2 separate regions of the Homo sapiens genome follow, and region 2 is linked to region 1. Evidence: chromatin loops called from intact Hi-C (ENCODE). Cell type or tissue: heart right ventricle. All regions are shown on one strand. Links, peaks and the distances in the headings refer to the core of each region. The heading gives the core; the rest is flanking DNA. Region 1 overlaps LINC03007 (long intergenic non-protein coding RNA 3007). Region 2 overlaps LINC03007 (long intergenic non-protein coding RNA 3007).

The links. Peaks named below come from ENCODE experiments on the same cell type or tissue, not always from the same donor. Only the 100,000 strongest peaks of a DNase experiment are listed, where the experiment ranks them.
Region 2: a loop joins it to region 1, with 2.8 times the contacts of the local background. A loop is called at or near these places in 7 of 110 quality-filtered maps.

What each region holds. Positions count from the first base shown.
Region 1 is chr7:25,610,297-25,625,812 of GRCh38, reverse strand. All of the region lies in intron 3 of LINC03007 (long intergenic non-protein coding RNA 3007), which reads left to right. Among named protein-coding and RNA genes, the nearest start is that of LINC03007, 170 kb to the left of the region's middle. In heart right ventricle, for the core only: no CTCF peak of the experiment used is centred there; a DNase peak (open chromatin) is centred at 5,402; H3K27ac peaks cover 1,976 bases.
Region 2 is chr7:25,661,866-25,677,381 of GRCh38, reverse strand. The region is part of intron 1 of LINC03007 (long intergenic non-protein coding RNA 3007); the gene reads left to right. Among named protein-coding and RNA genes, the nearest start is that of LINC03007, 120 kb to the left of the region's middle. In heart right ventricle, for the core only: no CTCF peak of the experiment used is centred there; DNase peaks (open chromatin) are centred at 6,731 and 6,815; H3K27ac peaks cover 4,610 bases.

The DNA of each region.
Region 1 (15,516 bases), core at 3,514-8,513:
GGAAATTAGTGTGTCTGTCAGAGAAGCTGATTCCTACTTCCTGGTCCACCCTGGAGAGTGGGCCTTTCCTCTTGCTTCTGGTTCCTATCCCCTCTTCCTGTTCTTCCTGTAAATCACTTTGAGCTTAGAGAAATGGAGGAGTGGGTCGACCCAGGTGTCCTGAATCATTAGGCACACTGGCTCCTCTGGGGGCCAACCAGACTCTGAGCTTTGACAGCAGTGAAAGGTGACAAGAAAGTAAATATCCTAGTGCCCCACTTAACCAGAGGTCAGACGTCCCCCAACCTCTGCCTTCTGGAATTCAGCTTGAGAAAGAGGAAGGAAGCAAAACAGGCTCGAAGCAGCGGAAACACCAGTCACAAATCAATGCACTTTAACTATGTCTGATTGAGTTGTAATTAACACATACTTCTAACAAGCCAATTTATATAGTCTCTCAGCCCATAACGAATTAAAAGCAGAAAATTGGAGGGGGCCAACAAAGGAGGTAAGACAGATTGGTAGGGATAACACCGAAGGCAGTAAGAAATGATGGCCAACAGCCTGACATCAAAGGAAGAATCAGAAACAAGCCCCTAGAAAGTGGTCCCAGAATTAGCAAAATCAGCTCTCCACAGCCATATATATCGGGTCAAACACATCTGGAAAGCCCTGAGGGCTCGCTGTGGTACTGAACACCATAGTTCCTGCTCTAAAAGCTGAGACAACGTATGAGAAGGAGCCAGCTCGTGCAGAGACCTCGGCCTCTTCCAACTCCCACGGTTCTCCAATCAGAGAATGTTTGAGAATCACCCAGGGAGCTTGCTGAAAATAACAAACTGGGAGATTCTGACCAAAAACATCTGTATCCTCAGTCCAGGATCCTGCGTTTTCACATGGCTCCACCCACTGCAATGCTAACTCACATTCCCACTTTGGAAATCATTGCTAACTCCTTCACCAAACTGGGAAACCGCTTAGGCAGTCACTTAGTAATTGGGGCCCTGATTCTTTTGTAAAATAAAAGGTCAATCATCTCTAAATTCCCTGACAGCCAGACCTGCTTAGAGTGTATTCTAATTTTCCAGCAAATGCCCATGCAGCTGGTGAGTGATTGAGGAAGGGTTCATGAGGATGACTGACCCCTTGTCTTAAAAAGAAGGCCTAGAAGAGGGCGTTCAGTCAGTGTCTCTAACCTTGGAAAATTGCACATCCCATCAGTAAAAATTTGGGGGTGCTCGCTCTCAATAGATGTGTTTTTATTTATTTATAATTTATGCATGTGCTATTAAATGAATATATTGTTTATATAATAAAACATACTCCAAAATAAGATAAAGATTAAATTAGATGTTCTAATCTTTTCTTCACATACACCACTTTTAAGATGACTGGAATAAATTTTAGGACAGATTCTATTCAACATCCATTAGAATATGAGCAATTCTAAGGGCACTTTTTGCTTAATTGGTCGTAGTAGTCTCAAGGCCCAGCTCATGGTCCAGGAATGTTTTTGAATGAATAAATGTCTTGGGATTTGAAGTGGCTAAGTTTCAGTGATCCGGAATATTCATTTATATGGAATACCTCTTTCTTCTGTGGTAGTCAACAAATACATCATGACTAAATGTAGAAAATAAAGGGTGACGTTGGGAAGTATTACTCATATTTGAAGAAACCACCTGTTAGAATTTAGGGAGTATGATCAATATTTATGAAGCTCAGAAAATCTTCTCCAGGGCAGGGGGATGACTCATAGTTCATGAAAAGGTAAAAGCATCAGCTGTTCCGTAGCAGGTATGTATTAAATACCATATGTGTCTATGAAGGGTTTCATGTGTGTGTTGAAGACATTCTTTAGGAGGTAGCAGGGATTTCCTTTTCCAAGGATATGCTCTGTCAGATGCAATTTATTCAACTGATTTTTTCTTTGTTTGTTTTTTTTTTTTGGTTTGGGAAAACCAGGTAATTTTTTTAAATGCACTTTAAAAATTAATATATACCACATCCTTCTTTATGCAAAAGAAGTTTAAAATTTAAAACAGTTTAAAATTCTCTTGATTATACTAAGGGTAGTTTGTGGCTTATGTCATATGATGAGTGACTTTGCAGAGTCCTATAGCTGTACATCTTTAGTATTCTGTTTGCCAAAGTGACCAAGGCTCAATTATAGTTGTCTGCCTGCTAGTCATTGGCATGGCAGTCTCCTTGGTGAGTTGTAAGGATCACACTAGTCATTGCTGGGACTGTGAGAAGGAATTATCTGGGAAAGAAGAGGGTAGACCAGTCGTTGAAGAAATGGAAATGGTAATGGATACCTGCTTCACTTAGTCCAGCACTTCTCAAATGTTCTGTTTTTCGGATCTCTTTACATTCTTAAAGTTGTTGATGACTTCAGAGAGCTTATGTTTATCTGGGCTATATCTATAAATATTAACTATATTAGATATTAAAATTGAAAAATTTTCAAAATACAAGAATACCCATTCCATTAGCCATCAGAACAACGAAATATTTGTTATGTAGCCTCTAGAAAACTACACTGTAAATTCGTGAGAGAAGAGTGAAAAGGACAAATAACATTTTGGATTATTATGAAAATATTTTAACTGCATAAACCCACAAGAAGTGTCTCAGGAACCCCCAGTTGTTCCTAGACTACACTTCGGGAACCACTGACTTAGTCCATTCAAGAGGCAAAAACCTGACCCATGTCCATGCCTGGCAGAAAGTGTCAACCAGCTGTAAAAGTGACACCTGGCTAGTGAGGTTGAAGAATTTCATTTGGATGATGTCTGCCTTGGTGACAGCTGGTGGCCCACCAAATTATGATAAAGCACATACCATGATGTGCTGAATGTGGAGGACACGGTATTTGTAAGAGTGACTTTTCACCTCTGGAATTTTTGGAACCAGTGACCTTCCCTTCTTGACATGACTCTTGACACAATAACCAATGTTCCTATGAATTCTTTGCTGTGGCCACCTCTGGAAATCATTAGCTTCTGGGCGTGGGTAAAGGATTCTGAAGAGTAGATGCTCCAGAGCTCAGTTCTCGAGTTTCAACAGCAGGATTCTTTTGAACTGAGATCTTGACATTTCAGCAGGAACTTTCTGCTGTTGTCAGAAACAGGGTAAAATAGGTACCGGTTCCCTTGAGCAAATGTTTAACATGATATTATTTACATTTAGAGTCAATAAACACACAAATACTCGTTGAATGAATAAGTGAAATATGAAGCATGTCATCAACTGAATGTGATTACCTGTGGTCTCGGAAGGATAAATTATTTCTTAGGGCGGAATGGAGAGCCTTCTCCCCTTTTTCCAGTGAGAGAAGATGGTGGGGAGGACTCACTCCTCATAGAGACACATTAGTCATGTTGGACCTGAGTCAGAGGACTGGGGGCAGAGCTGATTATGGTGTAAAATAAAAACATGGGGCAGCTTGTATAAAAAGCATTAAAGAAGTGTATTAAAGGTACCAAGATAGAAAACTTTTTTCTTTCTTCCATATTTCTTTCTCTCCTCTTGTCATCATGTTATTTATTTGCTATCTGATGTCATTTTTTAGTAAAGAAAAATTAAAGTTTTAAATTATTAGCACAAATTTTCCCATTTATCTTTATATTGTGCAAAGTCAGCTTTAAATGAAAATGTAAAAGCATGTGTGTAGAATCACTGAAAATATACAATTTGGTTTCCATAGCTTGTACTTGCATAGGTATTTGATTCTTGCCAGAACAGTGAAAACACTGCACAAAACTCCACTGCTTTTATTTCACTTCTTGAAACACGTGTATACTACGGCACTCTGGAAGCAGGTAGCTTCCATAATATGCTCACCTTGTATTCACTTGGAGTGTCACTGAACTCTCACACAAGGTGGGCCCACTAGAATTGCTGTGCTCATGAGGCATCACCAACAATACATATAAATGGGACAGCAAGAAACAGTGGACACATGTACTGTGCATGTCTTCTCTGCTCACATATACATTCCGTTGTCCCATCAGACTTTGCCTACAAAGCACAAGTTCAAAGGTAGAATTATTAAGAATTTCAAGATGGCAACATCTGAGAATTAACCAAGCATGGCACCCACTTGAGCATGAGACCCTATGGCACTGCATGGATCACATGTCCGTGAAGCTGACTGTCACCTGGGATCATGCTACTGTGTTGAGAATGGAGGCTTATCCTGACCAGTGAAGCCATGCTTGGGTTATGGTGTGTGCAACTCTCCCAAGAAGATGGGATATACAGGATCCCACAGGGGAACACTCCTCCTGCAGGGCCAGGGAGGCTAGAGAGCAGAAGAGGGAGCCCTAGATGATTAGTTGGAGTGCATGAAGAACATGATTAAATTCCTATTTCTATTGACTTTCTTACCTCATTCTTTGAAAACTTCTGTGTAGTATGTGTGTGTTTTCAGAATGCACAAAACATATTAACAAAGCACTATAGGTATAAAATTTATAAATATATAAATATATATTGGTGACTGTGCTCAAAAATGTTTAACTGAAAGGAGTACCTGAAAGACTAATTGGAGGGTCCCACCCTAAAAGACAGCATGAGGAATGGGTCAAGGAGGAAACTGAAGGAATGAGGCCAGAAGGAGGATCCTTTTGTTTTACTTAGCAATGGCTTCCTGAGAGTTATATGCCATTGAACTCTTCTTACAGTACTATGAAGCAGTCTTATTATTCCCATTTTACAGATGAGAGAAGGGAGACCCGGAGAGTTACATAAGTTGCTGAGGGTCACAGAGCTGATTATGGCCAGATACGCCTATTGCCCTGATCACCTATAGATTGCAGCAGGCTGGGCACATAAAGAGAATCTGAGCAGAAGTGTCTCCATCAGGCAGAAACTAATGTTTTCCCTGTTCTACAGATGAGGAAATGAAGCCTCAGAATAAGGTGGTGGTGGCTGGAGCTTCTTGGGGCAGAGGCTGGGCACGTGGTGCATTGCAAAGTCTGGAGGGCAAGTGCCATGGCTGAGATGGTCACCAGCGTCCTGTGGAGGGTAGATCTAGTTTCTAAAGGGTTGGAGAGACCCTTCAAATGGGAATCACTGGCCTTAGAAATGGGTAGACAGAATCCTTAGCCACTGGACTGGAAATTACAGGCTCAATTTATTTTACACAGCAAGCTCAAGGGCACGAAGAATCAGTTTATAATGATCTCTGTGGTATTTGCAATATCCCTAAAAGGTAACAAAGCAGCTTCATCTCATATTTATATCTACACGGAGTTAAGTAGCTGGGACAAGGCCTTCCCGCTTATGATCGAGAGAGATGCTGTTCAACTCCAAATCCCTGCGCTGGCTCTGACACAGGCTGCAAATAAGGCAGCTTCTCATTGTCTTTCCATTTCTTATTTTACCTCATTTGGTTAAGCTCAGCACGAGGAACTTCCGTTTTCTTATCTTGAACATCATGTACTGTTCCAGCCCACAGCCAGCCACCCAGGAAGGAAGCATTTTGTTCCTTTTAGACAGGGGGTCTGGCCAGCCATATGGCCATGTTGTCGAAAGGCTCTGTAAGTAACATTATCTCTATCCCACTAAAAAAAAAGATCTGTTAGAGCTTGAGAGTGCACAGCATGTTAGAGTTTAATATTCATCTCTGGTCTGTTTACCTCACAACAAACATGAAAAGAAAAACTGCAGAGGCAAGGGAGAGGGAGGGTAAGGAGAGGGAGAGAGAGCAAGAGAAGGGAGGGAGGGAAGAAACCAAGCATGGGCCTCTTTTCCTATCTATTTTGAGTTTTCCTAAATCCTATTGCAACTTAATAATGTCAATATGTCAGACCTCAATCTGTCTGTTACTGTTGAGAATCTAAACTATGTTAATTCTTTACAGTAGTCAACTCGTTATTCAAATGAATATTAAATGCTTGCCATTTTTAATATTACATGAAAGATGTTTTTATTCTTTCTCTGTTCTTTTTTGACTTTTATAACTTGGTTAAATATTTTGATGTCTACATAAAACATGTAGACCTAAGAAAGAAGTTCCAGCAAATGCATTGTTTCAGCTAGAAAACATAAAAAGAAATTTGCATGGCAGATTATCTGTCCTGTATTTTTACATCTCTGAGGTAACTGGCTTCTTGGAAACTATGCTTTAAGCTACGTATTGCTTTTGATTTACACTACAGAGAATTTTGAAAAGTGCTAAATGAAATGGATCAAAAATATTTTAAGTGACTCAAAAATGTGAAGAGATGTAGCATGGAAAAAATGCCTGAATCTGTTCTACTTAAAAAGCTATGCCAAATAGAGATTTTTGCACTGTCAGTCAAAATGGCCTAGTTAATGAAGTATAGTAGGGAGAAGGAATTAAGCTGTGAATTGGATGAAAAAAATTACACGTTTTTTCTTTCTAGTGTAGGAAGCTAACAAATATACATCTAATTCTAGACTATTAGGAGTCATGGTGGGAGTGGAAGGCCCATGGGTGATCTAAAAGAGCACTCATGCTTATCATCTTTGGCATATGGGGCATATTTGCACACATATGGGGCATTAGTAGGACTGATGAGAAAATACATTATGTTTCAAATAAGAGTTTTGCTTTAGAAACTTGATTCTGTGTGACTGGCAAACTGTCTAGTGAGCTGTTCTTCAACCTGTCCAGCTCTCATCCTCTCCCTAGTCTAGAGGTGGATTTATTTCTCATATTGACATAAGGCACATGCTTGATTGAATTTCTCTATCTCCCTCTCCCTTGCCATCTACCTTGCTCTACTATCTTTGCATCTTATTGGTCTTCCCTGGACAGTCTCTGAGAATGAGGAGAAATGTTCCAGTAATAATAGCTGGTTCTTCCTGCGGGTTTACCCCGAGCTTTTCTATTTACCTTTTCCTAAGCTCTTATACATATTATAGCCCTTCATCTTCCCCATGATCTCATGAGTTTCTATTAATATTCCAATTTAGAGTTGAGAAAACTGAGGCACAGAGAAATTAAGCAACTTGCCTAAGGACACAAAGTTTATAAAAGGGGTACTGGGATTTCAACCCAGATAATCTGCTTCCAAAGCATGTGCTTATAACCAAATTTATTACTGCCCCCAACCAAAGGAAAGGCATATATTGGCTGGGAATGAAGACAGGAGTATAATGAAGAGGGTAAAAAGGAGGGGGCTTTTGGGTTCAAATGATCTGTTTCTTGATCTGGGTGCTGATTTACATGCACCTTGTGGAAAATTCGTGGGACTGAATACTTATGCACTTTTATTTATGTGTATTATATTTCAATTATCTTAAAATAGGAAAAAGTAAATGAACAAAAATAATTAAAGTATATGTATATGATCAATGATAAGTTGAATGCCCGTTGGGTATTCAATAATAATCTTCTTGCTGAAAGAAGATCGATGAACCGGGTGCACACAGAGGTGGCCTTGCCAGGAAGTTGAAAACATACACCTGGGGTCCAGAATGGGTGTAAGTCTAGGCCCTGCCACTAGTTAATTTTGAAGAAAATAAGCTGATCTCTGTCCATGTCTCAGTTTACTCACCTGTATAACTGGGGATAGTTTAGTCCTACTTTACATAAAGATTTAGAAGTGAAGTGAAGACAGTCTCCTCCTGTTCAATGCCAGGAGAGCCTTGGTAATTAGAGTGTAGCAGTTGGTGCAGGGAAGGGAACATTGGGCTAGTAACTGTGATCATTTTTCCTAAATAAATAAAGTATAGGTATTTAAAAGCTATTTTGATAGCAAGGTCAAGGTGTGTTTTTTTCTCCAGGTAAAGGCTTTTTCTTTCAAGACAAATTGTATGACCAGATGCAAGGTTAGCCAGCTGACACTAATAAATCCACTGCGTTCACAAGTTCAGAAGGTGCAGACATTAGAAAGAGTACATTTCTTCCTACTCTTCCTTGTAAATCTTGTGTTCCATAAGTAAAATGCAGAAGCAAAAATGAATAAGCCTATGCAATTCCCTAGAGTTTATGACAGAGGCCAAATTCCAGGAAGAAGCAAACCAGTTAAGTTAAATTTCTTGGATTAGATAAGATTGGTTACTGTGTCTATGCATTGGCTTGATGTGCTGTAAACCTGTGAAATCTGAAATCTTCGTTCTCTTCTTTTGCATCCTCCATCACACTGAGCTGGCCCACAAGCATTTATAGGATACCTACTGTGTGTATTCCTTTTCTGTGCCCTTCCATGCCTGATATTCTGCCCTTGGTCACAAAGGCCCATTCTAATTGTGCCAGTGGTCAGTCTGCTTGCCACAATTCTGTCAAACGAGATAAATTAAACATGTCAGGTGACATGTGGAAGAAAAGGCTTTCTGATTTATTAGAGAACTCTTTACGGATAAGAGTTATTTCTCTTGGCCTGATACCTGCTCTCAGAGGCTTGATCACATTTCAAGGCACTGTAGCCACTTCCTTAAATATTCTGGGTTCTCAGATGTTTGAGTGCATGTGTCTCTCTGTGTGTACACATCTGAATACGACTGGAGAACTGGAATGAGGCTGTTGCTGATTGCAAAGTAAGAAAGGAGGGGAAAAGTTAATCCCTGCCGCTCTCACTTCAATGACTTTAAGCTTCACTGTTGCTATTTCAGTTGGGGAAGAACTTAGGGTCACATTGCAATTTAAAAAGACCCTTAGTGTAGACAAGTTTGAAAACATCATACTATTATTTGGGGAGGTGTATAGGAAGCTCTATTTTTTACCTGTTTGTGTTTTCAAATAGGATGCTCTTGTATCTTTTTTCCCCTGATGTAGTTATTATTCTTTAAAAAAAAAAAAAAAGACCCAGTGGCATAGGAAGGTCAAATTTGGGGTGATCATTCTCCCTGTAGCTTTTCAGATGTCACAACCAGATGAAGTATAATTTAGGAAGCACAGAGCTGGGTGATGGGTCTTGCAGAGCTGCCTGTCTGTTGAACCTGGAGGAAAGTTTATCCCCAGCAAGGTAATTTATGACACAAGAGTAGCTCAGCTCCCTGTAGGCAGCACAACCTAAGTTCTCCAAGAACTCCTGGTTTATTGGAGAGAACTGTAAGTCTGGAGCCAGGATAAGTTATGGCTTTCCAGTGGCTTTCTCCTTTCTCCTTTTCCTTCTTGTGATATTTATTATTTGTGGATGGGGATGAGAGGGTTCACGCTGCCAACTTTTGAACCCTCTCTAAATTCATGGCTCTGAGTTTTGAACAGTCCCTGGACCTTCCTGTATTTGAGTTTCTATTCTCTTAGCATTCTGCAGCTTCCTGTTTGAATTGAGAAAGGCTTATTTTAAAAGGTGGAAACAATTCCTTAAACATCAAATAGCGTTTTTTTTTTAAGTGCAACGTATTTTGATGAGCCAAGTGTAAATGAATTGGAAATATATGCTCCAAATTTCTCCAGTTTATGTAGCAAGTTCATGGCTGAATTATTGTTAGGTTTCACTGGATTCAAAGTTGATAAAAAATGATAGGACAAAGGATGGACAGGCACAGCCACATTCATTCTTCTTCTTTTTTTCTTTCTACTGTTTTGTTCCTTCATTCATGTAAAATGGGCTTTGGTTGAGTTCTAAAAGCTGGAGAGAAGAGGAGGGCTCAGGAGACATTTATAAGTTGGGTTTTGCCAACTAAAAACTCTGTATTAGGAAATAGGGCATTTTGGCTAAAGACTTAAATTCTTGATGTAATGGATGTAACCTTAGGAGGTAGAAATAACTTTGAAATCTGGGCTTCCTACCTCTCCACTGCATTGGAGCCTGTCTCATCCCCTTCACACCTGGAGCTCATTTGCTGCTTCCTCCCCAAGCTTCAAGTCCTGTCCTTAAGAACCCTGAAAGGTTATTTGGATCTAGAGCTTTCTACGGCCAATTGCCTTAAATATGTCTTTTTGAAAGTAGGCCCTGTGGGTATTAGAGACAGCTCTGCAAAGGTGGCCTAGGAGGAAGCGGAGGAAATCCTCCTCCACAACCCTGCTCTTCTGTGCTCACCACGCGACTGGTGCCCAAAGCTACTTCAACCTCAGGAGACCTGTGTGGGGGCACTTCAGGTTTTTAAGGGTCAGAGTGCATGGTGTGTGGCTTAAGAGATGCTCACAGGGTGACAGTCAGGATTGTGTGGTTGGGAGAGAGTAACCATGAGGCCACAAACCGGACTGAGTCAGAGAAGAAATGTTTACTCTTCCTGCTAACATCCTCCAAGACATGCTTGGGAAAACGACTTGCCATTTTTCTGGCTTTGCCCATTTTCCCACCTGAAAATGATGGGCTCATGATTGCCACCCACCTGGTGAGGTGGACGCGGGGTGAATGTGGGAAATTCTGCAGGGAGCTTAGGAATCCCTGGTTTCCAGTTTAGCATCTCTATAAAGCACTAAGTGCCAGGAAAACGCACTTGTAGCATGAACCAGACGCTATGGGGGAAGCAGGTACATTTTGCATGCAGTGAGCCACCAGCTCAAAATCTGCCTTCTTCTCATTTGTAGAGAGGAAAACACAGTTGTTAAAAGTTACTTTGTGATGACAGAAATGTGCTGAAAAGAAACTGCCAAGAAAACCCCTTTGCCCAGCCCTGGCCCTGGTGTCCCGTGGCCAACTGGGATTATCTAAAGTGGGTGTCCTTAGAGAGGGCAGGCATTCTCTTCCACCACAGACTGTTGAAACTTCCCCATTTGACTGTTTTAAAAGCTGCAGAGAATTAAAAATAGAAGCTTTTCAGAGGGAGGAGAGGGCCCTTGGGGGCACTTTATTTGCTTTGGTTTCTATCTCCCTCCCTGGAATGCAGTAAAAACTTGGAGAAGTCAGCACGCAGAGGTAGTCTTGCAGAGAAACGAAACCCCCTCGTGCCAAAGTGAAGGCTGAGGGGCTCTTTCTGGGATCTGGTTTTATAATCATTTCTGTTTATAGTAGGAAAGAAATAACCCCCTTCTTGAATTCAGCACATGGAGCCCTTTCTTCACTGCCCCTCTCCTTATACAAACATCATAGGGCCTACTCCTTCAATGGGTTATTATTGAGCAGCTAATGTTAAATACAGGCGGATGCTGCCCATTGAATGGGAAGCCTGTGTCGCTCAGGTGGTGAAAGTACCATTCATGCAGAGGAGATAGTGATTGCACATGGTGGCCACCAGAGTCTAGGTAGTTGGCTGGATGGGTGGGGAGCAGGATGACTTCCATGCTTTTTTGAAAGTTCACTAGAGGATGTGAGGGTGGGGGAGGAGAGGACTCAAAGGCGATCTGGAGGCCACTGGTCCCTGGAGCACTGAGTTTAGCTGATATCCTGAGGAAATGGGAAGGGAGGATATGATTGGAGTCTGAGAGCCAGCGTTTGGCTAGTTCTTTCTCTTCTCTGCTGTCTGTCTTTCTCTGTTTTGCTCTCTCTGTCTCTTTTTCTCTCACACACACATGGCCCTATATTCTCCTAGTTCAGATTATATAAAACACCAGAAACATGACAAGAAAGGAAGAATTCCAAGTGTTACTGTATTACTTTGTGAAATAATTTTTTATTAGGGATCCCTGCAGGCCATCTACCCCTGGGACTTGAATCCCTTTCTCAGAAACCCCTGTGGGGAGAAGGCACAATAAAGAGGAGTAAATAAATACAGAGATGAGGGAACCCTCCAGGAGCCATCCCTGCCCTGGCTCACACAGGCAAGCTGGGCTTCCTCCTACCACCTTCCTCCTCAGCACCTGCCTGGCACTGACGACGTGGTGCTGCGGCATTGCGGGATGCTGTAGGGCTGTGCCCTGGGGAAGGAGGCTCTCTCCCTTCAGAGGTGGAGCTTTGAGCTGGATCTTCTGGTGACTAGTTGAGGTCTTTGTGGTTTCTGAGACACTGAGTTGGATATGCCTTAGCTACTTCTTTGCTAAGAAGCAAAATGTCTCTTCTCATGCTGCAGTGGAAGAGGGCTTATGAGAAGCATTCTACCTTTCTTTACCCCACAAGAGTGATTTGAAAATGAAAAAGTTAATGTTTTTGATGCACGCTGTCACACTCAGGTGACAGGTACAGCAATATTACCTTTATTGTTATGGTTATTGCCATGTCCCTGTGTGTTCATTTTTCCCTCTGACATCACAGGGTAAGTATGGTTTCCTTTGGAAAAGACACTGGTACAGACTGCTAATGAGGACATCCATGGGGCCGCACTGACAGCCATTTCAGCCACAGGCCATCCTCGTTCTATTGCATTTCACTTCATTGCACTTTGCAGATACTGCATTTTTTCACAAATTGAAGATTTGTGGCAACCCTGTGCCCAGCAACTCGGTTGGTGCCATTTTTCTAACAGCATATGCTCACTGGTGTCTGTGTGTCACATTTTGGTAACTCTCACAATATTTCAAACTTTTTCATGATTATTGTATCTGTTTTGGTGATCCGTGATCTTTGATGTCATTATTATCATTGCTTTGGAGCATCACGAATTGTGCCCATATAAGATGGTGAACTTCATTGATAAATTCTGTTCTGACTACCCCACTGCCAGCCATTCTGATTGACCCTTCCCCGACTCTGTCCCTCTTCTCAGGCGTCCCTGTTCCCTAAGACACAAAAATATTGAAATTAGGCTGATGAACAACCCTACATTAGCCTCTAAGTGTTCAAGTGAAAGGAAGGGTCACATGTCTCTTTATCAAAAGCTAGAAATGATTAGGCTTAGTGAGGAAGGCATGCTTAAAGCTGAGATAGGCTGAAAGCTCGGCCTCCTGCACTACTCAGCCAAGTTGTGAATGTGAAGAAACAGCTCTTGAAGGAAATTAAAAGTGCTACTCCAGTGAACACATGAATGAAAATAAATTGAAACAGCCTTATTGCTGATAGGGAGAATGTTTGAGTGGTCTGGATAGAAGATCAAACCAGCCATCACATTCCCTTGAACCAGAACCTGATCCAGAGCAAGGCTGTCACTCTTTTCAATTCTATGAAGGCCAAGAGAGGTGAGGGAGCTACAGAAGAAAAGTCTGAAGTTAACAGAGACTGGTTCATGAGGTTTAAGATGAGAAGGTGTCTTCATAACATAAAAGTGCAAGGTGAGCTAGCAAGTGCTGATGGAGGAGCTGTAGTAAGTTATCCAGATCTAGCTAAGATCCTTGATGAAGGAGCCTACACTAAACAAATTTTCAATGTAGATGAAACAGCTTTCTCTTGGAAGAAGATGCCACCTAGCACTTTGAAAGCTAGAGAGATGAAGCCAATGTCTGGCTTCAAAGCTTCAAAAGGCAGGCTGACTCTCTTGTTAGGGGCTAATGCAACTGGTGACTTGAAATTGAAGCCAATGCTCATTTACCATTCTGAAAATCCCAAGGCCCTTAAGAATTACACTAAATCTAGTCTGCCTGGGCTCTGTAAATAAAACAACAAAGCCTGGATGACAGCACATCTGTCTATAGCATGGGTTTACTGAATATTTTAAGCCCACTGTTGAGACCTACTGCTCAGGAAGATGCCTTTCAAAATATTACTGCTCATTGATAATGCATCTGGTCAGCCAAGAGCTCTGCTAGAGATGCACAAGATTAATGCTGTTTTCATGCCTGCTAGTACCACATCCATTCTGCAACCCATGGATCAAGAAGCAATTTCATCTTTCAAGCCTTATCTACGAAAAACATTTCATAAGGCTATAACTGCAATAGAAAGTGATTCCTCTGAGGGACTGGGGCAAAGTAAATTAAAAAACGTATGGAAAGGATTCACCATTCAGATGCCATTAAGAGCATTCATGAGTCATGGGAAGAGGTCAAAATATCCACTTTAATGGGGGTTTGAAAGAAGTTGATTCCAACTCTTATAGATGACTTTGAGTGGTTCAAGACTTCAGTGGAGGTAGTCACTGCTGATGTGGTGGAAATAGCAAGAGAACTGGAATTGGAAGTGTACCCTGAAGATGCGAGTGACTTGTTGCAATCTCATGATCAAACTTGAATTGATGAGGAGTTGCTTCTTATGGACGAGCAAAGAAAGTGGCTTCTACTCCTGGTGAAGATGCTGTGAACATTGTTGAAATGACAACAAATAATTTAGAATATTACATAAGCTTAGTTGATAAAGCAGTGACAGGGTTTGAGAGGATTGACTCCAATTGTGAAAGAAGTTCTACTGTGGGTAAACTGCTATCAAACAGCATCACATGCTACAGAGAAATCTCTTGTGAAAGGAAGAGTTCACTGATGTGGCAAACTTCAATGTTGTGTTATTTTAAGAAATTGTCACAGCCACCCAGCCTTCAGCAACCACCACCCTGATCTGTCACAGCCATCAACACTGAGGCAAGACCCTCCACCAGCAAAAGATGACGACTCACTGCAGGCTCAAATGATCGTTAGCATTTTTTATCAATAAGGTGTTTTTAATGAAGGTATGCACATTCTTTTTTAGACATATCCATTTAATAAACTACACTATAGTGTAAACATAACTTCTGTATGCTGTGGGAAACCAAAACATTTTTGTGTGACTCACTTCATTGCAGTGACTGGAATTGAATCTGAAATATCTCCGAGGTATGCCTGTATAATTTCCTCGGGCATTGATCATGCTTCTTTTTAAAAGGAGGATATCTGAGAACTTGGCTATCTTGAAAATAAGATAGGGACAAACCTAAAATGTTTTAATTAATATTCCAAACCCTGCAAAGCTTAGCTAGCTTGCCAAAGTTTGATTTCTGTAGACCTGTGCTGTTCAGTAGCAACTGGCCACATATGGCCAGTAAGGCATATGAAATGTGGCTAGTCTGAATTCAGATGTGCTGTAAGTGTAAAACATCCACTGGCTTTTGAAGACACAGAATGCAAAAAAGAATGTAAAATATCTCATTGATATTTTTTCTTATTGATTATATGTTGAGATAATACTTTGCATTTAGTTATTTATGTATTTTATTAAACTTAACGAATTAACAATTTCTATGTTTTTAAAAGTGTGGCTGCTAGAAAATGTAAAATTTATCTATGTTGGCTGCATTGGTAGCTTGCATTATATTTCTACCGGACAGCACTGGTATTATAGCCTTTATTAATAGACAGTGGGAGTATTGCTATCCGGAATTCAGTATTTCCTCCCCAATTCACAACATCAAGGATGTGATTGGCCTTAATAGACTCTACTGTTGTATATATTGCCAGGGAAAATTATGAAGTACTTTGAAATAAATAAAAGAAAAGTGTTCTGTCTAATTAGATGGGTATAATTGGGGTTACTTCCACATTTTATTGTTCTTGAGCTATTTTATAGTTTTGCAAGTTGCAGAAAACTGGTAATAAGGAAAATAATTCTTATCTATAGAAGTCAAATTTATTATACCTGGTGGAATGTAATTGATCATTGCCTGCAGATAGATCCTTTTGCATCTTGTTGTAAATTATTTCTGACATTCCTTATTACCCATATATGTGTGGATTGTTGAATTCTTCTTTGATCTGATTATAACATCTTATTTATCCCTTATTAATTAATGAGCTGAAAAAAATCTTGGAAACAAGGTCATTTTATCTTTTTATGAGAGTCACAATTTTACCTTTTTCAGACAAGATTGGATGTGTTCAGAGTAGTATGGCTG
Region 2 (15,516 bases), core at 4,064-9,063, 51 kb before region 1:
GATTTTAGAATTTTTCCAAACGCAGCAGGTATTAAAACCCCAAATCTTGCATGCAAGAAGAAAACTTCTGTGGACGTACCAAGCAAAATGTTCAGCTGCCCGTGACTGCAGAGCGGGAAGACAATACAAGCATTTACAGGCTGGGCCTCCTGGAATCCTCATTGAGAAGTGTTGGATGGAGGAGCCTCCATAGACGCCTGCCCACCTCCCGTCCCCAGTCCCAGACTCCACTCTTCTTTCAAATGTCACACATCAACAGAAGCAGAAGGCTGCTTGCTTTCTCTGAATGAGAAAAATAGCCTCAGAGTTTGCGATTTGTGTGGAGCAGGGAATTTAAACATTTTAAGTTTAATTTCTTATGATTTACCTTCATGAAGTATTTTGGAATCAATCCACATTCAGCTCCCCTCCTATTCCTTAGCCCTTCCTAAGTGGTGCATAACTTTTAGGTCTGGAACAGTTTCAAAACACATGAAGAACTCACTTTTACCGAGCCACTTGGTTTTCAATCATAAATGTCAACATACATAATATACGTATCACTGTCTCACATAACACAATTAAAACATGTAAATACAGGGTCTTTCAGTTAAATCAACTGTGTGAACAAATATACTATTGAATGTTTTACATATGTGCATCTTTAAAAATCATAAACATGCACATCTGTTTAAGTTTTGTGTCTACAAAGTTCACACACAAGTAAAAGTTGGTGATATTATTTTCTGTACCCAAACTGTTTAAAAAGTATGTGTGTTTGTATATGTAGAAAATTCAGGCACAATCTAAAAGCCATATATGTTTCCATCCATATATATGTAAAGTTAAATTACCCATCTTACTTGGCATTTACATCCTTTGTGAACAATATCCTTAAAGGTTGGTTTTTATTGTTTATACTATGCCTGCTGAGATCTGCTAAATATAATTGTGATTTTTGAGGGGTTAAGGTAAAACCAGATCTCTGATGCAAACTCAGACCACACCCTCCTCTGGGCCAACTCTGTGAAGCAGGCTTGGAAGCAGCAGTCACATGAGGTGAGTGGGGACTCAGTGACACCAGAGGCCGCCTCTTCTGGTAAATATTAGTACATCCTGGACACACTGCTGAGAGCTGCCAGTCACACTGCCATTTCTATGGCAGCTGCGGGGCCTGCAGAGGCCAACTTTCTGTCAGGCAGCTCAGCACACAAGCTCAGAAGCTGGGTGTGGAAAGGAAGATGTTTTAATTCTCACATCTACTTCATTAAAGTCAACACATTTTGTGGGTGTCAGTTTCTATCATGCCGCAAAATAATCATCACTTTAAAAAATGTTTGAAGAAGTTGGGATTTGGTAACCATTCTAAACAAACCAGGACCACACCACAAACACATTGGTATTGGGGCCCCTAAATGCAAAGTGACCTCATGTGCTAGAGGGAAGTGATCTCATGGATCCTGATCCACTGCTGCAAATACCCAGAAACCCTCAGGGCTTACATTCATGAGCCTGAGGCCCAAGCACCCTCCATCTCTCTTTCACTCTTCAATGAAAAGAGTAAGTTGGACAAATATACATTATTCCAGTCATAGGATGTCCTATGGTAGCGGGTCACGCACTAATCTCTTGGTCCATAAGACCCAGAGAGGCTGTGATTTGCTCAAAGTCAGAGACATGTCTAGAATCTGGGTCCAGTAACCTTTTAAAATTTTAATTAATATTTGTTTGGAGCAGTTTTCAGTTTACAGAAAAAATTGAACCAAAAGTACATAGAGTTCTCATAGGTCCCCTCTTCCACCCACCCCAAATTCCCCTGTTTTTACTATCTGGCATTAGTGTGGCACATTTGTTACAATTGATGAGCCAATATTGACATATTATTAACTAAAGTTCATAGTTTACATTAGGGTTCATTCTCTGTGTTGTGCATCCTATGGGTTTGACAAATGTATAATGCCACGTATCTGCCATTATAGTATTGTACAGAATAGTTCCACTGCCCTAAAAACCCTCTGCCTCTTCATCCTACTCTTCCTGTAATTGCTGACAACCACTGGTCTTTTTACAGTCTCCATAGTTTTGCTTTTTCCCAAATGTCATATAGTTGAAGTCACACAGTATGTAGCTTCTTTCTTAGTTCTTCTAAGATGAACTTCTTTCACTTAGCAGTATGCATTTGTTTCCTCCAGGTATCTTGGTGGCTTGATAGCTCTTTTCATCACTGAATAAGTACAGCCATCACATGGTTGTATTGGTTTGATCTATTTACATATTGAAGGACATCTTGGTTGCTTGCAAGTGTTGGCAGTCATGAATAAAGCTGCTATTACTGTAGCACATTCCTTCCACATGGACTCAATGTCAAATGTCAAGACTTTGCAAAATCGATTCCTAACAATGGTTGCATTTGGCAATGTTTGGGCCTCATCAAACCTTTGAGTATTATCTGCCCTGTGTAAACTCTGCTTCCAAGAGACTCCTCTATTCTGTCTCTGAACCATCCCTAATGTAACACACCCATTCCAGAGTTGTTCTTTTATTCGTATCCCTTTATCCTATTTAGAATGTTTTTTTCCCCTTTAGTTTTCCAATCTGTATCCTACTCATCCAGGCCTGTTCACATCCTGCCTCTGCTGTGGCAGTCTTCCCTGGATTCCCACAATTTTAAGGCAAAAACTCTAGAAAGAAAATGGGAGGAAAGAGAAGTGAGTAATTTACTTTCTCAATGACAAAATCCCCTCAACATGGAGAAGAGCAGTCAGACAGATGTGCTTCGAATCCTTGCTCCACTACCTTACTGGCTCTGTGCCCTTAGGCAAGTTACTTAACGTCTTGAAGTTCAGTTTTTCCATCTATAAAACGGGTTGAACACTATCAACATTTTGAGTTACTGTGAAGATCTATGTAAAGTGCTCAGAGTACTTCTGACACCAATAAATGATGATGCTCTCCTCTTGCCCCACTTCCTCCTTATCACTATCATCTCCAAATCCAGAAATGATCTCTCCCTCTTCTGCATCCTCACAGCCTTCTATGTGTGTCCTTGTCATGTCTCCAAACTAGAATACATGCATGTGGGGCTGCTTAACTCCTTTGGCATGCACAGTGCCAGGGGCAGGCTTTTTGCGTGTATTCCTTTACATTTTAAATTGGTGAGGTTAAACAGCATTAATCCCTGTGTTTGTAGAACCCTGTTCCAGCTAACCTCTTTCTGTCTGTGTGGGTAACATCCCTAAATACCCTTTTTTTCTGGGGAAGGAGAATAGTTCAAACTATTTCTGAAATAGGGAGAGGACTGTCAATCTCGGCGGGGAGTCAGGGGATGTCTGAGAATTTGCGGCTAGGGTGCACCTATGTTTTTCTTTCAATTACTCATGGCTGAGGATCCAGTTGGAGGATAAATCAGACCCTTCTGTCTTCTCTCTCTGGTTTTGTATCATCGATTCAGGCTAATGCTGGGGAAGGAAATTGAGAGGAAAGCCCAGCTTTGAAACCACATGATGAGTTTTATTGGGGCAAGAAAGTTATAACTGTGGTAAGATTAGAAAAACAAATAACTTGTGTGTAAGTGACCTCCCACCAATCTGGTGATATCTGAGGGTAGCAAATGTAGAAACAGTGCAGCATTATTTATGCACCTTTCCTAATCAAAGTGGGACCTGGGACCTCCAGGAATCATTGAGTCTGTCTTTTGTGCAGGGCACATAATTGGTTTTGGGTTTTATAGTACAGGCCAGCAAACCTTTTCTGTCATAGGCCAGATAGTAAATATTTAGGCTTTGGGGGCCATATAGTCTCTGTCAAAATTAATCTGCTGCTATATTGCAAAAGTAACAATGGCCAATATGTAAACAAGTGGGTGTGGCTGGATCCCAGTAAAATTTTATTTATGGATATTAAATTTAAATGTCACATAATTTTCATGGGTCACAGATAATATTCATTTTGTTTCCTCTCAACCATTTAAACACGTAACAAGCAGTCATAGCTTGTTGGCTGTACAAAAGTAGGTGGCAGATGCATTAAGCTGTAGGTTGCTGATCCCCACCTTACAATATCATGTGGAAAACTGGCTTAGGCAGAGTTGGGGTGAATCAGGTATAATTTTTTGGTGGGGTGAAGGGAAAATGATGTAAGAGGAATTTGATACCCCTTTGTCTTACTGCTTTCATTCTGAACATTAACCCGTAGATCGATCATGTCATCTCAAACTAAATTGATCATTAGTGCAGTATTTCTCAGCATTGGCGTTGTTGACATTTTGAGCCAGATAATTCTTTGCCGAGGTGGGGGGTGCGGGGGTGGGGTTCTATGCATTATAGATTTAGTAGCATCCCTGACCTCCACTAGTTAGATGCCAGTAGCTCCTCTCCTCTTTGCAGTTTGATAACCAAACACAACTCCAGACATTGCCACGCACCCAGCTGAGAACCACTGAGCAAGTGAAACAGCCTCAGAATGACAGGAAATTCAGCAAACCCTTAGCAACCAACTAACTGGGATGGAGGAGAAGCACGCATGTATGTGTATGCACATGTGCCTGTGTGTGGGTATCTCCAGACAGGGCAGCCTTCTCTGGATTCCCACAAATTTCAGGCAAATCTGGAAAGAATATGGGAGGAAAGAGAAGTGAGTAATTTACCTTCTTAATGACAAAAGTGTAATCACAAATAATGCGTTGCCTGAAGGGGGCACTCCCTCAGGGAAGACTCCAGTCCAGTCATTAGCAGGGTGTTTCTAATTATCGAATAATCAAGTCAGGCTCCACAGTGAGTAAACGGGGCTCCAGGCTTTTAATAAGGCCCTTATTGTGTGATTACCCTTTGAATGCCAATTGAAAGTTTTTCTGTTTTTAGTAGAGGACAAATATTTCATTCTTTCTGTGAAAAAGAAACCTCGGTAGGAATTGAATCATTTCACTTCCTGACCAGCACAGAAAAAAAAGATAAAGAAAGGAGAAAAAAAACATGTCTTTTTTAAAAGGAGGCAATGGAATGCTTGAATTCAAAGAAAAAGTTGCATGTACTGCTTTAACCTGGGTTTTCAGGTTTTTTTTTTTTTTGAAATGGAGTCTTGCTCTGTCGCCCAGACTGGAGTGCACGCACAATCTCGGCTCACTGCAACCTCTGCCTCCTGGGCTCAAGTGATTCTCCTGCCTCAGCCTCCTGAGTAGCTGGGATTACAGGCACGCACCACCGTGCCCAGCTAATTTTTGTATTTTTAGTAGAGATGGAGTTTCACCATGTCACCTAGGCTGGTCTTGAACTCCTGACCTCAGGTGATCCACCCGCCTTGGCCTCCCTGGGTTTTCAGTTATTAACAGAAAATGTTGAACCGAGACCTGTGGTAGTGAAGAGACTGGAGATTGTTTAGAGTGTGGCCTTCAGGGTATTATGAAATGCTATCTATGATAGATATTGTATTGAGAACTTATTTAAACACACAAAAAAGCATGGACTGACTGAGACAGTTGGCATGGCTTTTTACCATTCTGTACTCGTTCTTAGTAATTGCAGATGAAACTGACATAGAGATGAGTAAGTAGCAGTTTAGCCATCGAGACAAGTAAATGCCATTAGATTTTCATACTGGGGCAGATTTCTAAGTCAAGGTTCATCTATTTGCCAAGAGTCTCCCCACTCATAGCCACCCCTTGGAAAACCAAAATTTAAAACTGAACTAAAATAATCAAAACACCTCGTGATCCTGTGAAGAAAATTAATAGGAATCACCCAAGTGGGTGACTGTTCCTTCTTCACTCATTTGCCACAAATCAGCTTGTTTTTATTTGCCTCAGAACTCCCATTAAATAAAATTTGTCTTGTAGCCCACAGATCATTTCCCATGACCAAAACGCAGATCTGTCTTCTTTTCCTACTAAAGAATCTGAGCTATGTTTCTTTTCAACAAATCCCTATTCCCTGACCCATATTCTACATTTCACCATGTTTTGTCTACTTGTCTTCTGATTCCAGCTGTGTCATTTTAGTTATCACGCCTTTGTGTCTCAGGACAAACATCGTAGAGTGGGAGCGAGTCAAGGATGCCGACGACACGACATTAACCCGAACTGGGCAGCTACATGCCGGCATCCTAACCAATGACCTCCACCCACTCACTGTTGACAGGAGCATTTTTTTTCCTTCTAATGCATATTTTAGTCTTGATTGACCATCAACCATATGACAGGGTTGTCCTGTGGGCAAGTTTATTATTAACAGCTCACAGCTGGAGTTACAATAACTACACACGGCTGTGACATTGCACTAATTGACGAAGACACATCTGAGAACAAGACACAGAAAGTGGCCATTGCAAATTACTTCAAGCACAAATGGAGGATTTAGTGGGAAACACCAGTTTCAGATTAGAGGCTTCTATATGTTGAGACCAGATTGGTGCAGGGAGAGGGGCTGGCTAGAGAAGGGGAAAGCAAGGTTGATAAGTCACGCAAAGGCTTCTTTTGAGCCTCCATTAGGTTCCTATTTCTATAAATTATTCTAAACAGATCCCTGTTAATGAGAAAGAAACAACTGCACTTAAGTGGAATTAATCCTGAATTTTTAAGTGCTCAGACAATTAAATCACTAAATCCATCGGGTGCCTTCCATTCATATTTCCCTGTCTAATCCTGCTGTCACAGGCGAGGCTGGGCGAGGTCTAAGAACAGTATGTGCTGTGATGGCTACATCACTTAGCATTAGAGTCAAAGAAGCCGAGTTTGGAGGGGACCTGGGTTTGTCTGTACAGGTGAGTGGAGTGATGGGGGCAGGGACACTAGCTAGGGATTGTGCATGAGTTAACTGGCTACCGCTGGCTCCTCTGGGGGAAGGCTCCTGAAAAGTTATGAAATGTGAATAGGCTGTCTGTGCATCTCTCAGTAAATTTCTTTCTCAGATGTTTCCAGCCAGGGCGACTCGATTGAGAAATGACTGGGAGAGAACAGAGGATAAAGCCAATGAGCTCAGTGTCTTATAAATCAGCCGCACCGAGCTGAACTGGAACTGTCAAACTGTGGCAAAACCTGCTGCTGTGCAAGCTTGTGAGGCTTTTCAAAAACAAAACTTAACCCTCGCCTGGCTCTCTAGATGGGAGAGGGCTTAATTAAAGTTCGCAGAGGAGTGAGGAGTGGAAAAAGAAATATAGTTTTCTCAGAAAATAAAAAAGAACAAACTCAAGGGAGCCCATATGTGACACGTCCCCATTCTGACTTGGCTCAGGCACAGGATTACAAGTGGGGCCATGCAAAATAGCTAAGTGCTGTCATTAGTAAATCCTGCCTAGAGGTCCAGTATTACTCTGTGCTCCAAAGCAAAACTAATCAAATCACCCGGAATTCTCCCAATAATGTTACCCCTAGTTTATGGATGAGGAGACTGAGGCACAGGGAAGGTGAGTCCTTTGCCTAAGGTCATATAGCTCCATAAATGGAAGAGGTAAATAGGATTTGAACCTGTGAAGTCTGGCACCGGAATCCATGCTCCCAATCACCATGCCATCAGTCTCTCTTTGGGGACATCACAGACCCCAAGTTAATAACCCCTGCTCTAGGCAATAGAACAGTAGGCAGGTCTGATCCTGACACTTCGTTTTCTGAGAGTCCTGCTCAGACATTCTGTGTCTCAAGTGTATCCAGCGTCTGGATCTGTGCCTTTGATGCTTAACTACCTATACTTGTCTGGAGTTATGTTAGTGCCTTCCCCCACCCGAGTCTCCATACCAAATGCTGAAAATCAGCTTTGAATTTGGAAGCAGAGGATTTGGGAGGAAGACTCACTGAGGTTTCCCATGGCAACTGTAAGTCAGCCAGATTGCATGGTCTCCATCCAGGTGAAGGCGTGAAGGTCACTCCCTTGTGCACCAGAAAACAAGGCCTGTGTACCAGGCTTGAAGTTGCATTACTGTTGCTAGGGAGACCATAATTAAATTTCCTGAATTACACACAGTGCGATAAAATGTTGAATAACCATATTTATTTGCCTTCTAGGCCCTGTGGCATCTGTTGTTTAGTTCACAAAGCTCCTATTGACTGAAGGAGAGGTTTATTGATCCAGAAAGCTGTGATGGGCCCATGAGGCAGTGGGAGCTGGAGGACTCCTGGGTAGGGCTGAGAATTCTCATCTAGTTCAGCAATCACTAGCCAAATGGTCTGGCATGGGAAAATCCGTGGAGACAGCCTGAGACTCTGGCATGAAATTGATCCCTCTCTTTCCTGATGTTCTCACTTCTTGATTCAGGGGAAGAAGGAGATGGTGTGGGAAAGTGGTGGTATGGAAAAGGAGGGGTAGCAGGAAGGAGGCAAAGGGGGTTGGTTAGAGACAAGCGGTGGAAGGGGGTTGGAGAGCTATGGACAGAGCTCATGTGTCCTGTTCACATGCACAGGGGTGAACATGAGGCACTGTCTAGGGATGGGCATTACTCCGGGCATGGATACACAGGTGAATGAGACACAGTCCAGCCCTCGAGGAGCTCACCAAATAGTTGGTTCCCTAGATACTTAAATCTTATAAGAACTTTACAAGCAGAGAACTATTGGAAGGAGAGGAAGGGCCCCTTAGCTCTGATGAGCAGGTTGGGAAAAGATCTGCGGATTTGGTGATGGTGAAGTGAGCTCTTAAAAGATGAATAGGAATTCAGTGGGTGATTGGCTTATTGAGCTCAGGAAATGGTGTAGGTAAAAACACAAGCAGAGAGGGGGCAAAAACCTCAGATGCTGGGTATTCTCTGAACTGGCCATCTCCAGTGACCCTGATGTACCCTGAAACCCCAGAAGTTTTCAGGCATATGCAACCCAGATGACTATGAACCAAAAAGTCAGTCAGTCACAGGCCCTTGCCTGCGGTTCCCTGCCTGGCCAACCTGTCCTCCCTTCACCCAGGGAGCTGCAGAGGGCAGCATGGTGGCCTTCCCCTTGTCGAAGCAGGTAGCCCAGGGAGCCCAAGGGGGCAACGATGGATCTGGATGGGAACCACATGACCAGGTAAGAAGGAAAGAGAGTTGATGGCTTGAAAGTGAAGAGTCCATTCCATAGTAGTTTGAATTTCATTTTAAATATTTTTTTTCCCTAAAACTTCTCAAAATATTTACTGGCATTGCCACTCCTAAGTTAGCAAATGAATGGGTGACTTCTCTGGAGCAGAGGAACATAGAGCAAAGGAAGGAGAAGCGTAGGGGGATTGGGCTTCATACAGGAGCTCACTGAAGCACAGAACCCTATCTTTCGGAACAGAGTCACAGAGGTGCGACAGAAGCGGGTTTTGCTGCCTGAAGTTCAGCAGTGTTTCAATTAGAAATCAGTTCTAATTGAGGCATTGGAGCTCTCTAACCCATCATAGTGTGGAGTGATTTCTCGCCTGGCTTCAATTTGGTTGTTTCAATTACTGAGGTAATAATATAGTCACACCTCCATTACTCCAAGGTATGCTTCTTCTTAATTTATCTTTGTATTCACCATTGGACTTTCTAAATAATCTGTTTTTAGTGTTGTTCAGTCTACCCTGCTGAAGAAGATGTTTAGAAATGTTTTCTTCCAAAATAACAAGATGAAGAAGAAATGACTTCTTCCCGTTATTTATTTATTTATTTTTTGAGACGGCGTCTCACTCTTGTCCCCCATGCTGGAGTGCAATGGCGTGATCTCGGCTTTCTGCAATCTCCACCTCCTGGCTTCAAGCAATTCTCCTGCCTCAGCCTCCCAAGTAGCTGGGACTACAGGTGCCCACCACCATGCCCAGCTAATTTTTGTATTATTAGTAGAGACGGGGTTTCACCATGTTGGCCAGGCTGGTCTCAAACTCCTGACCTCAGGTGATCTGCCCGCCTGGGCCTCCCGAAGTGCTGGGATTATAGGCGTTAGCCACCATGCCTGGCCTCTTCTCTCTATTTTTAAGCTTTTTGTTAGAGAAATTTCAAGAAGTCATCCACAGTAGAGAGCAGGGCACCGAGAACCCACAGGTGCCCGTCATCCAGCCTTCACGGCAGCTCAAGGCTGATCTGATTTCCTCTCTCCCCAAGCCCTCTCCCCTGTTCTTCCATGGCCCACCACCCCCATCCACTGGATTGTTTTGAAGCAAATACCAGACATCATGTCATTTTATTTATAAATCCTTCAGTATGTATCTTGATAAGGACTTTAAAAAATGTGTAATTACCATGCGTCATCACACCTAAAAAATAGGATTGGATTTCCAGTCAGTTTTAAAATTTCTGCAGTTAATTAGCAAATGTCCATTTACTAATAAGCAGGACAAACCTATACACTGGATTTGGTTGTTGTGGCTCTTAAATATATTTTAATCTGTAGCTTCTCTTTCCCGCTGGCTTTTTTCCTTGCAATTTATTTGTTTAAAAAACTAAGTTATTTGCACTGTAGAGTTTGCCACATTCTGAATGTATTAATATCTAATAAAATGATACATCTAGGGGACCATATTTAATAGCTGTGAAACCATTAGGTGAAAGGCCAACAGGAAACATTCTATTGGATAAGGCTGATGATCCTGGAGCCCTCTGGGCAATCCTAACATCCCCGAACAATCTGATGTGTACATTACCTCCTAGAGTGAATTCTTACCCAAAAATTTAACTTGAAACTGATTGAGCCTATAGTTCTCAAAACCACTTTATAGAAAATACAAGGGACAGAAAAGAAAATCACATGATAGGCTTCCCCCACTTATTTTAACGTAGCAAGCATTTATTTAAAATTTCCTTGGTTGCTCTGTTATTAACAGGCAGTATATTGTGATGTTTTCTCCAAAGGTTACTGAGGACTAAGGTGTATTTACTCCTCACTAAATGGACTCAGACTGCTGTAATTTTGTGGTTCTTTTGCCTGGTTTTTGTAGATTTTAATCTACTTCTAATGAGGACTGACTGTACTGTAACAATTTTCACATGCCTCAGTGACCTTCCTTCTTGGTCTTCCTCCTCCACCTTGGCCCCTGCCCACAGGTTTTTTTCCATTTTACTATGGATTAAGAAACCGAACATTGATCCTTGTAAAACCTGTAAAGGTTAAATAGCTCTCAGTGAAAGCTAAATAAAGGCTTCTATTAGTAAACACACAAATATTAGTGACAGGACTTTAGCAAGAATCATTGAGATTTTTGACTTTTTTCCTGTCTGAACAGCAGAAGCATCTGGATAGATGAGATATAACCCTGGTGTTGCTAAACTGATCACGTTGGATAGAAAGTTCAGTCATAACATGCAACAGTAAGCCTTAGCTGTGCATAGGAAAGGTGGAAAAATTCCGAGTTAACAAAACCCAGGAGCACACACAATCCTGAAAATCCCACAGGAATGTAACCTAGATGAGATCCTTAAGGATAAACAAATGCCACATTTCACTTCCTGACAGGTCACATTCTATGGGTCCTGCTTGGCCATTCTGTGTGTCTCTTGTTGGCAGCACCTTCTTCTTAAAATATCCTCTTCCTTTGGATTCCATGACCTGACATTCTAATTTTCTCCCACCTCTTGGGACTCTCCCCAGTCTCTTTCCTGGCTCATTCTCCTCTTGCTTACCATTAAATATTGGAGAATTTCAAGGCTTGATACACTGCCCTCTTCTCCTTCACATTCTACACCCTCCCTCCGTGACCTCGTTCGTACTCATGGTTTCAATTATTATCTATATGCTGGTGACTCTTAAATTTATATCTCCAGCTTAGGCTCTCCTCTGAGCTCCCAATCATAAATCCCATGGCCTATTCCACATCTCGACTTGGCCATCTCACAGCACTTCAGACTCTGCATGTCCAAACACTGAACTCATGCCTTCTTCCTCAAACCCATTCCTCCCCCAGCATTCCACCTCAGTAAACAGCAGCGCCATCCAAGATGAGCAAATCAGACACTTGGCAGCACCCTGGACACCTCCCTCCCGCTCACTGCCATATTCAGTGAATCAGTGAAGTGCTGTTAATTCTCATTTCCAAATCTAGCCATGTCTCTTCATCTTCACAAATGCCACCGTAGTCTGAGCTCTCACAGTCTCATTCCTGGGTTACCTGGAGAGCTTCCTACTCTCCCCACATCCTCTCTGTGTCCAACCTATTCTGCAGCCAGGAGCCTTTAAAAAATATATAAATCTGCTTATAACTTCATCATCTTCCCAGTGCCTTGAAAAAAAAAACCAAACTCCTGGCTTACATGGACCTGTGTTATCTGGGTTCTACCTCCTTCACCAGCCTCATTTCACAACCCTTTTCTTGTTCTCTGGGATCTACTCATCCTGGTCCTCAGGTCAGGCCTCAGGACCTTTGCACAGGCAGTTGCCTCTGGTAGGATTGCTTTCTTCTCTTGACCTGGTTAATTTCTATATGTCTTTCTGAACTTACTTCTTTTAGGAAGTAAAAGAAGTACTTTTACCTTTTACAGACTACCGGCTGCTGGTAGGTCTTCCTAATGTCATGTTCACAGACCTCATTCTTTATGATTGAATCACCTTTACAGGTGAGGAAACAGAAATGTTAAGTAACTTGCTTGGGGGTCCAGGTAGTGGCTTTGTGAAAACACACAATGGATCATTTTCACTTTAATAGCAGCTACATCTCTTGTCAACGATTAGAGTTCTGTGTCAAGTTTTGGTTTCTAAATGATGTGTAGATGCTGGAATGAGTTGAGAGAAAAGAAACAAGCTAATTAAAGAGTAGATGAGTAGGACCTTTGAAGAAAGAGCAAAGGAGGTGGGGATTGTTTAATATGGTGTGGGGACATGGGAAGAAAACCGGATTTAGAGTTTTCAAGTTTGGGGAGGTTATTACAGCAGAGATGGCAATAAAAATACTTTTTGACTGGCCATGGGGTACAGAAGATGATATTTCTCATCTCTATAAAGATGAGAAATTGTAGCTGGAGGGGGTTTGGTTTCACAAAAGAAAGGGTGATTAAAGATTTGAACAAGACACAGAGTTAGTTTCTAGAATGTCTTTTTGCAGATGTGGTTAAAAGCAGGATCAATAGCCTTCTAATTCACCTGGTGGCTCAGGCATTGACCTATTTCAGGCAGGGAGCTGGGCCTGCTGACCTCCTGAGGTTGTTTTGAATGAATGACTAACTGAATGAATGAATGAATGAATGAATGAATGAGAAAGTGAACCTTGCCATCTGTCACAGGCTAGATTGTGCCTCTGCCCTGCCTGGCATGGAAAAAGAAATATTGAGTGACATGCGTCCCTAAGGTTTCCTCAGCTGATCACACTCAGTTGGCCTTATCTGCCACACAGGTGTTTCCATTTATTGCTGATAAACTGTCGGCTGAGAGTCAGCTTTGGGGTAAGAGGTGGGGGAATGAGTGGAGGAAAGGGTAATACCCCAGATGTTTTCCAAGAAGACGGGAGAAAGTTATTCCTCAGTACTAATACATTTCGTCATCCTATCTGCCTGCAGATGTTAAATTTGGGAACACTTCCAGGTTCTCTTTTTGCTCTTAAAATAAAATAAGTTGTGTATTTAAAAACATCCAGGACCCAGTCTTCCCTGGGGATGTATCTCTTTTGCATATGGATGAAGCTTTGGGGACTTAAGAGGATCCTAAATTTTACTGGCTATGTTTCTTGCAGCCTCACCAGTCCTGTCAGGTTTCTCTGTCAGAAACCAGGAAAAATGAAAATAATCAGAAGTGCCAATTACTGAGTGCCTACTGTGTGTCATACAAAATTAAATCACCATGGCAATACTGCAAGGGCCGTATTAACATCCATTTTACCCTTGGGGAGTTCACCCAAAGATTGTCATTTCTCCAAGTTCACAAAAGTGCTAAGTAGCCAAACCTGGTTCAAACCCAGGTCTGTGTAACTTCAAATAATAATGGCAACATTTTGAGAGCTTTCTAGTGTCCCAGTCACTCATTAAATCCTATGGAGGAGGCACTATTAGGTCCTTCTGAAGGTAAGGAAACTGAGGCATAGGTCATACAGCTAGTAAACGCAGAGTAGAGAGTCAAAGCCCCAGCAACCTGGCTTCAGAGCTTATGACCCTGTACTGATTTCCATCCCCTTTCAACACTGCATAGAGAACTTGGGTTGCCTGGATGCAAGCTTTAGTTAAATGATCTCAGCTTCAGTATCTCGAGTAAGAAACCTTTCTTCCCTGTGTTGTCTTATCTTTCCATTGATCTTCTGTTGTGGGAGCAGCTGCAGGCTCCCCACCCTGTGAGAGCTTTCGTGTGCCAAGTCATTGGCTACAGGTGGCAAAGTTGTGGCTCCAGTTCAAGTCTCTCCCCTGGAGCTGGATGTTCCAGAAAGGACACTCAGTTCTTCAGGGCTGTCTCTGTGATCCAGGCTTTGATCTGGGAAAGGTTGCGCCTCATTGCAGAGTTGAAGCTATCTGCCTGCTTTGTTTACACGAACGCCCTTCCAGGACTCTGTCTGCTTTTGGGGTGGAAGTGCCCTGCCAAAAACTCCAGCTCTCCATGCTGGCTGTGTGGCCAGCATACCTCCTGCCTTTTCAACGATTCCTCTGCCCTGGATAGAGAGCGGTGTCTCATAACAGTTTGGAAACTACAAAAGTTTCCCTGGCAGGATGAATGATTGACTCGGCAACATGTTCTTGCCTTTTGGAGTTGCCCTCCAATTTTTCCAGGCTTGATTCTGTAAATCATTTCATCTTGTAAAAATACTGGGCTGTGAGCACGGATGATCTCAAAGGTGAGGATTATTTGAAACTCCATTTGAAAATCTATCCTCCTTTCAACAGATTATTCTTGTGAATAAAAATTTTCTTGTGAGCATGCCAGTACACAGGTAGTTCTAGGGCCTTTGAGAGGAAGTAGAATACGCTTCTGCTCCAAGAGGCTTTGGAAAAAGTAACTTGTCTATATATTGACAACTAATTTATCATCGAAAACATTAGGCCTGCTCTCTGCAAGTGCTCCTGGGAGGTGTTGGGGAATGAAGTGGGGAAAATTCGGAAATGTTTTGAAAGATATGTCAAACCCATAAACCTGAAAATGTCATTCAGAATATTCTGTTGCTTTCTGCCATCCCAAGGAGATGGAAATCTGTGGTTTTCAAGATAGGTTAAGGTTATGTAACTCACAGAGTTGGAAGAACATTTTGGGCAATGATTTGAATTATTGCTTGTTGTAGTTTTTGCTCATTTTTCCCTTTTTCCAACAATGAGAGAGAATCGGTTGAAGGCAGGCTGTGACAGAGAAGGTCCAACAACCATAAGTTGATGGATGATATCAGAGAGGAAGCTTCTTTGACATCTCTGCTCTTCTTTAACTTGCTGACCAAAGAGTAGCCCATGTGCAATTGCCATATGCTTTTGAAATGAACATTCATGAATATTAGAAATTATCTTGCTGGTTTTTGGAGTGAAGGCAAATGTGCCTACTTTTCAGCCATACTTAGGAGACCTAACTCATTTTTTAGAGTATCTACAATTTAGTGTGATCCAATGAGTTAAAAAAAATGTACCCAAATATTCGGTTTAAAATTTTGTTTTAGATATGAAATCCTTTCATCAAGCTATACCCTAGAAAGGTAATTTCATAAAGTATATTTGTAATGTTATAATGATTAA